Regions from separate parts of the Homo sapiens genome. Here region 2 is linked to region 1. A link is a loop called in an ENCODE intact Hi-C map of the cell type or tissue named here. Cell type or tissue: HepG2. All regions are shown on one strand. Each heading gives the region's core, and the rest is flanking DNA. Links, peaks and the distances in the headings are about the cores only.

Region 1 (7,684 bases), core at 1,431-6,430:
ATGAATGCGCATGACGGTGTAGTAAGCAAACATGCATGTTATATACATCCCATGTTCACTTTGAGATAGAGACTTGACATTTAAATGCATGAAAATTCAGCCCTATATGTCAAAAGGTGTAAACAGAGGACACAGAGGCATCCTGTATACAGTCCCTGTAACCCAGCCAGAACCAGTCCATGATCGGTAGTCTCTTATCAGGAAGAGAAGCTAGTCAGTGGTTTAAATTGGAGGTAGAGCAAGTCTTTTGAAAGTGCTGGTTTCTGGTTAACTCTTTTTTTTTTTTTAAATTGCATCTCACTTTAATGTGGAATCTAAAAACAAAAAAGGTCAAATGCACAGATATAGAGAATAAAACAGTGGAAAGGGGGAGATGTAAATCAAAAATACAAAGTAGCAGATATGCAGAGTAAACAAGTCGAGAGGTCTAATGAACAATTTGAGGACTGTAGTTAATAAAATTGTATTGAATTCGTGATTTTTGTTAAATAGATTTTAGCTGTTCTTGTTACAAAAAGTGTAACTATGTGAAAGGATAAACATGTTAATTTGCTTCACTGTAGTAACCATTTTACTATCTACATGTATGTTGTAAACCTCAAGTATAAATGATAAAATTTATTTTTAAAATGGCTGAGGGAGCTTATCACCACTAAACCTGCCTTATAAGAAATGCTAAAAGGAGTTTTTTTGAGTGGAAATAAAAAGATGCTGAAGTAACAACATGAAAACATATGAAAGTATAAATCTTATTAGTAAAAGTAAATACATAGTCAAATTCAGAATACTGTAATACTGTCACGGTAGTCTATAAATCACTTTTGTTTAATTCTACTTTAAGTTCTGGGATACGTGTGCAGAAAGTACAGGTTTGTTACAGAGATATACATGTGCCATCATCTAGGCTTTAAGCCCCACATGCATTAGGTATATGTCCTAATGCTCTCCCTCCCCTTCCACCCCACCACTCTCTGGTTAACTCTTAAGAAAGCAAGCCTAATGATGGTTAGCAAGGGAAGGGGTAAAATAAGGCATGTCCAACCTCCTATCATGCTGGGAACTCAGTTTTCAAGGTTTCTCAGAGGTCCCTTTGGCCAAGAGGGGGTCCGTTCAGTCAGTTGAGGGGCTTAGAATTTACTTGTATTTCTCAGATGTCAACTCTTTGAAGGCAAGGATTTTGTTTCTTTTGTTCAATATCTTAACCCTACCACCTAGAACAATGCCTGACATATAAATGTGCGATAAAGGTTTGCTGTGCAAATGAATGGAAATTGTCTAGACACTGACATCCTTCCACACTTGACTCACTGGCCTGCACACTAGGCTTCACACTGTCTGTGACCTAACCTATGAGCTGCCCTTCTTCGGTTTTCTTCTTTCCTCTCTTGTTTCACTTAGCATCTAACTGTGAAAGCTGCCTGAGATCAGGGAGCAGGAAATGGAAGCTGAAAGTTGCAGAACTCTTGATACACATATCAAAATGTTTGGGGCCCAGACTCTCAGAGCTAAATCCCAGCCCTCTCAAATGCTTTCAGACAGGGAAGATCCAGGTTTCTTGAGACCCACAGCCTATAAATTGGTGAGGAGAGGAAGGTCCTTTGAGGAAAAACAAAAGGAAATTAGGTATGACAGCCTGCATAGAATGAGAAGAGAAATCACATCATGTCTCTTACTGCAGACTTAGAGTTGCCATTCCCTTTCTTCTGAGATCTCCTTAGGCAGTTTCTCAGGGATGCTTACAGAGATAGGTTGCTGGCTGCACCACGGCCTCCTCTCCTGGTTCAGCTGACAGAAGCAAGGACATCATCTGGAAGTCTGTTAGAAATACAGGGTCTCAGGCCCTGCTGATATGGTTTGGACCTGTGTCCCCTCCAAATCTCAAGTTGACATGTAATCCCCAGTGTTGGAGGTTGGGGCCTGGTAAGAGGTTGATACGGTTTGCCTGTGTCCCCACCCAAATCTCATCTTGAACTGTAGCTCCCATAATTCCCACTGTTGTGGGAGATAATTGAACCATGGGGACAGTTTCCCCTATACTGTTCTCGTGGTGGTGGGAATAAGTCTCACCAGATCTGATGGTTTTATAAGGGGAAACCCCTTTCACTTGGTGTTCATTCTCTCTTGCCTGCTGCCGTGTAAGATGCACCTTTCACCTTCTGCCATGATTGTGAGGCCTCCCCAGCTATGTGTAACTATGAGTCCATTGAGCCTCTTTTTCTTTATAAAATACCCAGTCTCAGGTATGTCTTTATCAGCAGTGTGAGGATGGACAAATACAGAGGTGTTTGGAACATGGAGGCAGATCCCTCATTTATGGATTAGCATCATCTCCTTGGTGATGATGATGAGTGAGCTTTTGCTCTGTGTCCACACAGATCCGCTTGTTTAAAAGCATGTAGCACCACCCTACCCGCGCTCTCTTGCTCCTATTCTCACCATGTGACGAGCCTGCTCCAGCTTTGCCTTCCACCGTGAGTAAAAGCTCCCTGAGGCCTCACCAGAAGCAGATGCCTGCACCATGCTTCCTACACAGCCTGCAGAGCCACGAGTCAATTAAACCTCTTTTCTTTACAAATTACCCAGTCTCGGTATTTCCTTATAGCAATCCAAGAACAGTCCAGTACAGCCACCCTAGGCCCATTGAATCCAAGTCTGCCTTTTCTTTTCCTTTTATCCTTTTTTTTTTTTTTTTTTTTTTTTTTTTTTTGAGACAGGGTCTTGCTCTGTCACCCAACCTGGAGTGCAGGAGCGTGATCTTGGCTCACTGCAACCTCCACCTCCCAGGTTCAAGCGATTCTCCTGCCTCGGCCTCCTGAGTAGCTGGGATTACAGGCGCATGCCACCACGCCCAGCTAATTTTTGTATTTTTAGTAGAGACAAGGTCTCACCATGTTGGCTGGGCTGCAAGTCTGCCTTTTCATAAGGCGCTGGGGGATTGATTCCTATACACATTAAAGGTGGGTAGACATAGACTTTGTAGAGTCCTGTCAACTCCAAATGCCTCACCTTGGCTCCTGCCAGGAGCCCTGATGCTGACGTTTCCTCCTGTGATCCGTACACACTGTAGTCCAATCTGCCACTGGCTAATGCTACAGGGTGTCTGCCTGAGGGACCAAGACACTAGAGTCCTCACTGTGGCATTGCTACTGTCCACTTGTCCTTTATTAAGTGACCGTGGTGCATCCTAGCACAGTCAAAAGAGGGAGCTGTTGTACTGAAACAGAGGACTAGTGGGTCTTTATAGGACTTGGGACACTCCTTGAGGTGGTGGAGGATAGAGTAGAGGCCATCTGTCCCCTCATAGTTCCTCAGGCCTTAGTATTCTAGCCTTGGCCAGCACTTATCCACTGCTGAGGGCATTCTGGAACAGCTAGAACCCCTCCCTCTGCTAACAAGGCGAGCTGCAATACCAGAGAACGCATGCCCCAGGGTCTTTTCCCCATCCCATCCTACCCTACAGCCCTCAGCCAATGGCTGATGACAGCTGCAGCACAGGTGCGTGTTACACACTGGCTCCCAGGACACTTCAGCAGGATCATGCCCCTGTTGCCCACAGTGGTTACTTACTGGAGGGCACATCTCAGACTGGCATCCTTCCCTTCCCTGCCTCACTTCCCCCAATCCCTCATGAGTATTTCCTGGGGTTCCTTTCCAAATAAACTACTTGGACTACAATCTTCATCCCCGGGTCTGCTAGAAGGGAAACCCCCACCTAGGATTTGGGGTGGGGGTGGGGTGGGGTTAAGTAAAAATCCCAGGTTGATTTTTAATTTTTTTTCCTCTATGAATCGTGACAGCATCTGCAAAACTAGACCACTTCCTGGGAAACCATTCAGCTCAGCACAGGCTAGAAACTGTGGAAAGAACTGGAATGCAGACCTCCTGCTCACTGAGCAGGCAGGGCTTAAAACTGCTGTTGTGTTAACTCAGGGTTTCTCAACCTGGGCATCAGGACCACAGGATTCTTTGCTCCCAGGGTTGGGGGTGCTGCTCTGTGCGCTGTGTGATGTTTAGTAGCATCTCTGGCTTTTGCTCACTAGATGCAACTAACACACACACACACACACACACACATCCCATTGTGATAATCAAATATGTTTCCAGACATTGCCAAATGTCCCCTGTGGGGCAACAAATCGCCCCCGGTTCAGAACCACTGGGTTAACTGAACTCTTTCTTCTGAGCAATGGCAAACAAAACCCAGGCTGACTGTTTCCCACCTGCGGTGAAACTTGCAGTCCTTTGCTTTACCTCTGATGCGCCTGCCCTCTGCCCTGCCTGGCTTCAAGTCCTCATTATAAAACCCATTTGTCACCGCTTCCTTTTTGAGGATTAATTTCTAGATTGTCTGCTGATGGCTAGCTGGGATTGCATTTCTGGTAAAAAAGAAAAAAAAAGCCCAACACATCAGCTCCCTGCTGGTCTCAGAATTCCAGAGTGCCCTCAAGTGGCCAGAAACTGCCATCTGTTTGGCTGCCCTCCAAATTCCAGGCTGCTCTGGAAAGAACTATGGGGGGCAGGGACCTTCCCCTTGCTTGGTGCTTCTAGAAAATCTGTTTTCTCACAACGTGACAAAAATTCAGCAGTGTCTCCTTCAGGCTGTTTCTTGGAGCATGTTTTTGAGCGCATCCCTGAGAGGTTGATCCTACGGGCTGTGTGTGCATGTGTTATGAACGTGTGTGGTTTTCAAAGTCTGGTCAGTAATGAGGAATGCAAATGGAGTCAGTGCTGAGAGAAGGGGCTGCAGGCCACACCACCGTGCTGGGCACACATAAATGAGCCTTGCGTGCTGGCAGAGGGCAGTCAGACCCTGTCAGCTGTTACAACCAGGTGAGCTGCAGGGAGACCTCTGGGAAAGAGACCGCAGTCTTTATCCAAGTGGCCTCCGTTACCTGCAACCAGGTCACACAGACTCTGTGTTCTCTCTTGATTCACCAGTTTTAACATGTGGCAGCCACCAGAGAGAAACCAGGTCTAATTCTCCAGTTTTCCAGGCCTACTTCAGTTCCCAAGACTACCTTTTCTAGAGGGACGCTCCAAGAGATGGGGAGATAATGGAAGTGCCTAATCGCAAAGCCCTACAATATAATTTGTAGGAAGTAGGCAAAGTGCATGCAAAATGAACATTAAAAGCTAAGGAGCTATTCAGGCTGGAAAGAGGAGAGGTTTTCGGCATCGGGTGGTCTTCCAGCCTACCTGTCACTCACCCTCTTCAGGACTAGGCGGGGACCACTGTGCTCTCTGCAGACATATTTCAAAATACACTACAGCACACAGCACAGAGCACTCAGCACAGAGAACTCAAAACAGGTTTTTCACTTGCATGAAGCTCCCTCGGTGCCAACTCTATGTGGGCATTCAGTATTTCCCACTATCAAGCTTCACTGTAATTGCATAGGGTCAGATTCCTGGACAGACCGGAGGCTCTGGGGAAACACCAAGGCCTGTGTCTCTTCACAGGAGACTTCGGACACAGCACAGGGTCTGGCCTCCAGGGGCACACTGTCTTTATTTGTTGAAGGAACACTTAAATCAGAGATCGGTGGATTTTGAAAGACAAAAAAGAAAAGAGATGGAATTCATGTAAGGAAATGGCAGACCCTAAGACAGAAATGTGCTGAGTCTGTTTGGGGAATAGTGAGAAGGCCCATTTTGAACTAGAGAAGATGGCTTACGTAATGAAACAGTGAAGAATCATGCTGGAAGGTTGCTGAGGGGCAAGAGAACAACTGATCTTCATTTCCTAAGTCAATAAAATATTCACTAGCAGTTGGTCATGTCTCACCTTCTTTTTCTTGATGAATATCTTATAATGCCCCTTTACCACCCTGAAATGAAATTCATCTTTTCAATATAACCCACCTACTCGCATAATTTTAAAAAATAAGTATAATGGCCCAAGTCTAGTCTAAAAAAGAAAGAAATGTCATTTACAATATCATATGCATAGGCCTGGATTTATTAGGAGATATAATGAAGTAGTCAGATGTTTGCAACTCATAATGGAAAAATTTGAATATAAAAAATGTAAGGCAATATTCAGCTGAATATTCACACACGAGGAATCACTGTGGTGGCGAGAGCTGCAACTGTAGACTGTTAACAGGCGTATTGCTTCGGTGACTCTAATACCTTAAGGAGATTTGCTATTGGCAATGTTATTTTTGAAGCGGAGAAAAACTTTTGGCAAAGGTTCAAACATAACTAAGTGCAACTATCCATTGATTTACAGTCACTGTGTTTCTAGAATCTATAATACATATTAAGATCCCATGCAAAAAAAAAAAAACATTGTGCTAGTATGTAGCTGGAGAATTCAGACAGGGAACAGGACACAGAGCTTGACTCTGTGATGTCCAGGGCCATAGCTGGAATACTCAAAGGCTGAAGTCTAGAATAATCTGATGGCTTCGCTGGGGCTGCAAGACCTACTTTCAAGGTGGCTTATCTACACAACTGGCAAGTTGGTGCTGGCTGTTGGTAGGATGCCTCTCTCCCTGTGAAATTTCCCCACAGGGCTGCTTGAGTGTCCTCACACCATGGCAGCTGGCTTCCTCCAGAGTGAGCAATCCCAGAGAGAGGGACAAACCGAAGCTCTTCCTTTTACAACCTAGCCTCAAAAGTCACATAGCATCACTTCTACCACATTCTTTTCCTTAGAAGAGAGTCTTTAAGTCTGGTCTGCATTCAAGGAGAGGGGAATTAGGCTCCATGCCTTGAAGGAAGAGGTATCAACAAACTTGCAGACATATACTAAAACCACCATAGCTCAGATAACTTGCAATAGGGTTTTCAGGAACATTCAGTCTACTCAAAATTACATGGGATGGGCCGAGTGCAGTGGCTCACACCTGTAATCACAGCACTTTGGGAGGCAGAGGCAGGCGGATCACCTGAGGTCAGGAGTTCGAGACCAGCCTGGCCAAAATGGCAAAACCCTGACTCTACTGAAAATACAAAATTAGCCGGGCGTAGTGGTACGCATCTGTAATCCCAGCTACTCTGGAGGCTGAGGCATGAGAATCACTTGAACCCGGGAGGCAGAGGTTGCGGTGAGCTGAGATCACATCACTGACCTCCAGCCTGGGTGACAGAGCGAGACTGTGTCTCAAAAAAAAAAAACAAAACAAAGCAAACAAACAAAAATTACATGGGATGTAGAATAAAAATCCATAATGTGGGACAATCCCACATATTACAGACTGTCTTATGCTCTGTAACCCCATCCCTACTCCACCAAATGCCAGTAGCACATCTTTATCATTGTGAAATGCAAAACACCCCCTACACCTGCATAATTCTCTCTCCTTGAGAACCACTGTAATGGATCATAAGAACAACTAAAAATTTGGGTCAAGAAAGCAACAAAATCAGACCCAGGCATTATGATTAGTCTAGCAGCAGCATACGGGAAAGTCTTCCAATTACTTTTAAGATCTATGCCTCACACTCTGCCATCTCCCACAGCCTCCACTGGCACCAGTGCCCTTTAGGCTCCTTGTAAGCACTAAGCTCCCTCGTGGCTCAGGGCCTTTGCACTTACTGTAGATCTCTAGAACATTCTCCTGTTTCTCCCTTATACCCGCACCTTTTCACTCTCAGAATTTCTTCAGATAAATCTTCCTTCTTCTTTCCAAAGATACCAGGTTTCCCTGGAAAGCAAAGTTTTCCCAATTTGAGCACA
Region 2 (7,684 bases), core at 1,263-6,262, 1.1 Mb before region 1:
TTGGCCTCCCAAAGTGCTGGGATTACAGGGGTGAGCCACCGCGCCTGGGCGTCCTGCATTTCTTTACCTGGGAGCTTCCTTGGCTGCCACTGTCTGCTCTGCCCACCCACAAGGCAGGTCAGAAGCACAGGGAATTAACCCCCCTCAGAAGCAGCACTTCACCCGTGTTGGTGGGTAAATGTCCCAGTTGTGTCCCCACTGGGAGAATAGCTCTGTGGGGTGTAGTCTACACCAAAGAGTTCCTCAGCAGGGCCAAGCAAGGGTGAGCCAAGAGAAGAACTCACTCCCAGGCCCTGCAAATTTTTAAACTTTAATAATTATACATGGCCAGGCATGGTGGCTCACGCCTATAATCACACTTTGGGAGGCCAAGGGAGGCGGATCACTTAAGGCCAGCTGTTCGAGACCAGCATGGGCAACATGGCAAAATCCCGTCTCTACTACAAATGCAAAAATTCGCCGGCTGTGGTGGTGCACACCTGTGGTCCCAGCTACCGGGGAGGCTGAGGTGGGAGGATCACTTGAGCTCAGGAGGTCGAGGCTGCGGTGAGCCAAGATAGCACCACTGCACTCCAGCCTGTGCAACACAGTGAGACACTGTCTCAGACAAAAATATATATATATATTATATGGGCTGTCAATCAAGTGCGTAATAATTTTTTCTTTTCTTTGCATTTTTTGAGGGGAAATTTATCTTCCGAGCCTGACTCCTCCATGCCACCTGAAAGAAGACGTAACCTCATCTCATTCCGATTCCCTCCATGATTTCTGGGGATTTCTGCATCTCTCTGAGTTGAATCCAGTGATTCATATGGTTTCCCTCGGCCTCCTTCTCCTTCCCTGGGGTTGCTCGGGGTCTCAGTCCAGACTGACACATCCACTTTCTCTCTCTTCTCTCAGCAGCCTTCTGAGCGGCGATCACCTGTTCTGCGTGTTTCCATGTCTTCTCTTGAACCCTGACCCAATCTTGCGCTTACAAGTTTAGAACGTTCCTCCCTTTGTTTCTCCTCTTCACCAGCGCCCTTAAACTGAAGAGCTCCCACCTGTAGCAGGCCAACAGGTAAGCCTAAAGACAGGAGGTTGCTTGTGTCAGTTACCTGTATGTCCCCTGTCTATGCAACAGCTCAGATATGTGTCCAGCAGGCATTTCCGATATTTTCAAGACCCAGCTCCCAAAGGTGGCCCCATGTGGACCCGTCCCCACCTCAATATAGGGCAGTGACTCTGGCCAAAAATCTTGCTTGGCTCATGTTTCTTGGCTCATGTTTCTTTCATAGTCCATATTCAATCGGTCAACAAGTCTTGTCAGGTCCATCTGCAAAATGTATCCAGAATTTTATGCTGTAGAATATTATTCAGCCATAAAAAAGAATGAAATCCTGTCCTTTGCAGCAACATGGATAGAACTGGAGGTCATTATGTCAAGTAAGCTGGGCACAGAAAGAGAAATATCACATGTTCTCACTCATATGCAGGAACTAAGAAAAAGTGGATTTCATGGAGGTAGAGAGTAGAATGATGGTTACCAGTCTGAGAAGAAAATCAGGGGATGAAGAGAGATTGACTACTGGGCACAAAAATACAATTAGAAGGAATAAGATCTGGCCAGGTGCGGTGGTTCACGCCTGTAATCCCAACACTTTGGGAGGCCAAGGCAGGCGGATCACGAGGTCAGGAGTTCGAGACCATCCTGGCCAATATGGTGACAGAGTAAGACTCTGTCTCAAAAAAAAAAAAAAAAAAGAAGAAGAAGGAATAAGATCTAATGTTCAATAGCACAGTAGGGTTACTATAGTTAAAAATAATATTTTGTGAGTGTGTGTGTGTGTTTTAATACAGAGATGGGGTCTCACTATGTTGCCCAGGCTGGTCTGAAACTCCTGGGCTCAAGCAGTTCTCCCATCTTGGCCTCCCAAAGTCCTGGGATTACAGGCATGAGCAACTGCACCTGGCCAATAATGTACTATATATCTCAAAATAGCTGGAAGAAACTTGGAATGTTCCCGACACAGAAAAATGACAAATGTTCAAGGTGATTGATATGCTAATTACCCCGATTTGATCATTACACATTGTGTGCATGGATCAAAATATCATACTTACACCATAAGTGTGTGCAAACATTATGTATACATAAAAATTAAAATTAGCTGGGTGTGTCTGTAGTCCCAGGTACTTGGGAGGCTGAGTCTGTAGTCCCAGGTAGAGACTGAGGCAGGAAGACTGCTTGAGCCCAGGAGTTCAAGACCAGCTGGACAACATAGACTCTGCCTCAATTTCCAAAAAAAAGAGAAAAAAAATGCCGGGCGCAGCGACTCACGCCTGTAATCCTAGCACTTTGCAAGGCCGAGGCGGGTGGGTCATTTGAGGTCAGGAGTTGAAGACCAGCCTGACCAACATGGCAAAACCCCATCTCTACTAAAAATACAAAAAAAAAAAAAAAAATTAGCCAGATGTTGTTGCACGTGCCCTGTAGTCCCAGCTACTCTGAAGGCTGAGGCAGGAGAATCACTTGAACCCAGGAGGCAGAGGTTTCAGCGTGCTGAGAATGCACCACTGCACTCTAGCCTGGGCAACAGAAAGCGATTCTGTCTCAAAAAAAAAGAAAGAAATTTTAGAAATAATTTCTTTTAATGTAGCCATAATTTAACCACTTCTTTCAATGAGAACTTCTCGCTTCTCTCTCCCTCTCCCCTTCCTCCTCATGGCTCTTAATTTCTATCTATTGCCATCTCAGGACATTGTTTGATTTTCTCCACGGTGCATTTTGCTTTCTGAAAGTATCTTGTTTGTTCAATTCCTTGTGTGACGATTTTCTGTCTCCCCTTCCTCTAAAATGTAAGCTCCCTGAAGACAGAGACACTGTCTGGTTCACACCTGCTAGATGAATACAAGTGAAGGCATTGCAGAACTTGCCTTCTTCAAACATGTGCAGCTAACAGCTTCCAGCACCAGAAAATTGAAATTCTCTTTTGCCTTTTCTTTAATGCTCTGCCTCCATTTCTAAGCTGGTTTTCTTCTGGGTCTCTGTTCTGATTCTCACACACCTGAGTGTGACTTACCCTGCTTCCCTTGCAGATGTCATTGTTCGTCCCTCAAAATGTTTGTGGCACATTTCACGGTAAGGCTCTGAGACAGCGCTCCAAATTGTGTCTACATATCTTCTGTTGTGGTTACTTTGAAGTTTGTTGAATTATATTGTTTTGACAGAACTGTCACATCTCAAAACGTGTTGCTGACTAAAAACATATGCAGAACCTTTTTTCCTTCTTTTTCTTTCTTTCCTTTTTTTTAAAAAAGGAAAAACTCTACCATCATCTTGCAACTAAACGTATGGCCACAGGAGGGCACCATGAGGCCGCACTTCTGCTCTACGCAAAGTGGGTGGAAAATTGAGACCTGACGGTGGGGACAGTGCAAAACTCTGGGACTTTTATTCTTAATCTCTTTCTTCATTCCAAGATCTACCGCCCAGTGGTAACACACCCTTTGGAGAGCAGGCTGAGAAAATCAAATACTGGTACAACATTAACAAATAATAATAATTAATAATAAGCTGTGAATGTCTTCCAGTTCGTAGAAACTATAAAAGCACATTTACTCAGATATACTTTGTTCTAAGTTATTTTTATCAGGGTTGAGTAAAAGTGTATAGATCAACAGCTATGAGCAAAAATGGAAGAAATCTGAAACTCCTGTAATGACAGACTTCAGGAAAATGTCCTCTATTGAAGTAAAAAAAAAAAAAAATTAGCAAAGTGACAGGATTGGGATGCAAACCCTGGCTGTGTATACAGTGTCTGTGTTCTGCTATTACACTCCATGTTCAGCACAGCCCCATATGGGAGTCACTAGTCACATGTGCACATATTTAAATTTTAAATTAACTTAATTAAAAGTAAATAAAATTAGGCCGAGCGGGGTGGCTCACACCTGTAATCGCAGCACTTTGGGATGCCAAGGCGGGTGGATCACCTGAGGTCAGGAGTTCGAGACCAGCCTGATCAACATAGTGAAACCCCATCTGTACTAAATACAAAAAATTAGCTGGGCTTGGTGGCACATGCCTGTAATCCTACCTACTTGGGAGGCTGAGACAGGAGGATCACTTGAACCTGGGAGGTGGAGGCTGCAGTGAGCCGAGATTGTGCCATTGCACTCCAGCCTGGGCAACAAGATCGGAATTCCATCTCAAATAAATTAATAAATAAATAAAATTACAAATTCAGTTCTTCAGTTGCACTAGCCACAGGTTCAAGAGGTCAACAGTGAAATGACGCCTGTGGCTTCTATTGCATAGTACAGATATAGAACATTTCCAACATCATGGAGAATTCTATTGAATGGCAGTCGCATAGACAAAGCCTTGCAGTTTGTACTCCTAACCATGTCACTTTACTGCCTCATGGAATCTAGCAGTCTATCTACCTTGCCTATCTATTGTCATAGTTTCCCTTGAATTCAAAACAAAGTTTAAAAATATTTCATTCTTCTACTAAACAAGACGTTTACTTAGTACCCACATTTTACCCACCCATTCAATATAACATACCAAAGGTAGCAAAGCAAATAGAAAATATGCTCCCTGCTATTAAAAATTTAGAATCTAGGCTGGGCACGGTAGCTCATGCCTGTAATCCCAGCACTTTGGGAGGCCGAGGTGGGTGGATCATTTGAGGTCAGGTGTTCGAGACAAGCCTGGCCAAAATGGTGAAACCCCATCTCTACTAAAAATACAACATTAGCTGGGCGTGGTGGTGCACGCCTATAATCCCAGCTACTCGGGAGGCTGAGGCAGGAGAATCCCTTGAACCCGGGAGGCGGAGGTTGCAGTGATCTGAGACAGTGCCACTGTACTCCAGCCTGGGCACAACAGAGTGAGACTCCATCTCAAAAAAAAAAAAAAATAGAATCTACTTAAATAATGTGAGTGAATTATCTGATGCCTACCACAGTTGGGCAATACTGTATTCCAGTGGAACAAATGCACAAGATCGTGGAAAAGCATTATATTATAGGCAAATTTAACTAATGAAACATTATTCACCAAATATTTTCTTGCACTCTTGTGGCTTACAACATTACGTTTCTTCCACAGAATCACTGACTCACATAGTGGTTCAATCTATTTCATCTGACCAAAGCCTGTGTAAGTCATCTGCAATTCACCTGAAGCAGTGTATTGTTTGCTATATTACAGGACCTTTTCACTTGATGTGAAATGAAATCAGAAAACCCAAAGACATCTTGGCTCTGACATGCTCTGTAACAGTGGCTTTTCTGGAACAATGATTTTGCAACAGAGTAAGGCCAAAATTAAACTTAGGTAGGAGTCATGATAGAGCAACATGCACAGGTGTGAGGCAGAGGGCAGAGAACTTGAGTGTGGGCAAGCCAGACCTTGAAAAAAGAAGTCATTCATCTCTGTCAATTTTTTTTTTTTTTCACACAGAGTCTCATTCTGTTGCCCAGGCTGGAGTGCAATGGCATGATCTCAGCTCACTGCAACTTCCACCTCCCAGGTTCAAGCGATTCTCCTGCCTCAGCATCCCAAGGGACTACAGGCATGTGCCACCATGTCCAGCTAATTTTTGTATTTTTAGTAGAGACGGGGTGTCGCCAGGTTGCCCAGGATGGTCTGGAACTCCTGGCCTCAAGTGACCCGCTCGCCTCGGCCTCCAAAGTGCTGAGATTACAGGTGTGAGCCACCACCCCCAGCCTTTCCATCAATTTTATCAATGACAACCTCAAAGAGAACACTTGACCTTCAGTAATACTGCAAATGAGATGGTCTAATGGATTTGGAAGAAGTGGGGAGACAAGAATAGAAAAAGGCTTTCAAGGCCGGGTGCAGTGGCTCACACCTGTAATCTCAGCACTTTGGGAGGCCGAGGCAGGTGGATCACCTGAGGTCAGGAGTTCGAGACCAGGCTGGCCAACATGGCGAAAACCATCTCTACTAAAAATACAAAAAATTAACCAGGCGTGGTGGCATGCGCCTGTAATCCCAGTTACTTGGGAGGCTAAGGCAGGAGAATCGCTTGAACCTGGGAGGCAGAGGTTGCAGTGAACAGAGATGGCACCATTGCATGCCAGCCTGGGTGACAGAACGAGACTCCATTTCAAAAAGAAAAAAAAGAAGAAGAAAAAGTCTTTCAGTATGCACTTATTGACAGTTTTTCACATAAAAGGGGATGAAAAACAGAAAGTTAAATAAATAAGTTGCACATAAACTTTGTAAATTGCCCTCACACAGGGTTCAGGCAAAGGGGAGGCTGAGACTTTGGCATCAGAGAATCCTACTCAACTGTTAACTGGCTGTGTGTCATTAGAGAGATTAATTTCCCTCTCTGAGCCACCATCTTGCTTATCTCTACAATGGAGATAATAACAGTCCCTACTTCTGGGAGTGTAAGGATTAGGAAATTAAATCTTTTTTTTTCTTTTTTTTTTTTTTTTTTTTGAGACAGGGTCTCACTCTGTCGCCCAGGCTGGAGTGCAGTGGTGCCATCTCGGCTCACTGCAGCCTCTGGCTCCTGGGTTCAAGCGATTCTCCTGCCTCACCCTCCCAAGTAGCTGGGGTTACAGGTGCCCACCACCACACCTGGCTAATTTTTGTATTTTTAGTAGAGACAGGGTTTCACCATGTTAGCCATGCTGGTCTCGAACTCCTGGCCTCAAGTGATCCGCTTGCCTTGGCCTCCCAAAGTGCTGGGATTACAGGCATGAGCCACTGTGCCAGGCCAAGAAATTAAATCTAAATCACCTGGTGCATAAAATGCCAAAATGGCTCCACTAATGACCTTTTATTTCACATCCCCAGCTGTACGACTTGAGAAGTGCCACTCTCTGGTGTCAATTTTAAAAGAAATGTCTCTGTGTTATTAAGGATTACCAATTGGGTCCCCTTTGAAGTTCCTCAAGAGATACCAGGAAAGCTTTCAATAGCTTTTAACTCAAATAAATTTATGAAAATGATTATAACACCTCCATCATTGCCATTTGCCCCAGACATTGCTACCATAGGGACCAAGATGTTGTCAAGGACCTGCTTTTAGACTTTGTTGACATCAATGTCAGATCAATGGCTGAAATAAAAGCATCTTCAAAATACTTCATAAAGCAACTGAATGACATGAGTTGCACAGAACATCCAAGCCTGCTTGGAGTGCCATGTTTGGTCAAGGAGAGGGTGGAAGAGGGAAACTCAAGACCCACTACCTGCTTTCAAAAAGTCTTTCTCCATAAATAATACAGGAGTTTTAAAAAGATAACAGATACCTCAAGCATTCACTGGAAGAATCACATCCACAAATTCTAATTTTGGGTTTGTACTGACCACAAGAGTCTGTGTCCAACACGTGTAAAAGACCTTTTGGCAAATTCATCACTTTATATACAGTTTGATTTTGGATACCTTCTTCATTTTACTTTTCTTTTTTCACATCAAACGGGGAATGTGCCAACATCGTAACAAAGTCTGAGGGAGGCACATCTCACATACGAGCGTGAAAACCCAATCATCACACTTATGAACTATAAAAGGATCCTGGATTTTATTAACGAGCACATTTCTGGGTTTTGCTCTGCCAAGCTTCATGCTTTCATCCTCAGGCTAGTCTCCTCAGAGATAGAAAGCAGCTGTTCACTTCAAGACCTGAGTCTGAGTTCCTTGTAGGAAGAA

What was found. Peaks named below come from ENCODE experiments on the same cell type or tissue, not always from the same donor. Only the 100,000 strongest peaks of a DNase experiment are listed, where the experiment ranks them.
Region 2: a loop joins it to region 1, with 8 times the contacts of the local background. A loop is called at or near these places in 6 of 110 quality-filtered maps.

Annotation. Positions count from the first base shown.
Region 1 is chr3:71,952,426-71,960,109 of GRCh38, reverse strand. No RefSeq gene overlaps it. Among named protein-coding and RNA genes, the nearest start is that of LINC00877, 140 kb to the left of the region's middle. RefSeq lists a silencer at 4,145-4,294. In HepG2, for the core only: CTCF peaks have their summits at 3,186 and 4,441 (motif pointing left); a DNase peak (open chromatin) is centred at 4,449.
Region 2 is chr3:73,081,851-73,089,534 of GRCh38, reverse strand. It overlaps LOC124906349 (small nucleolar RNA U13), which reads right to left and starts at 7,548; the gene lies at 7,445-7,548. In HepG2, for the core only: a CTCF peak has its summit at 3,354 (motif pointing right); a DNase peak (open chromatin) is centred at 3,374.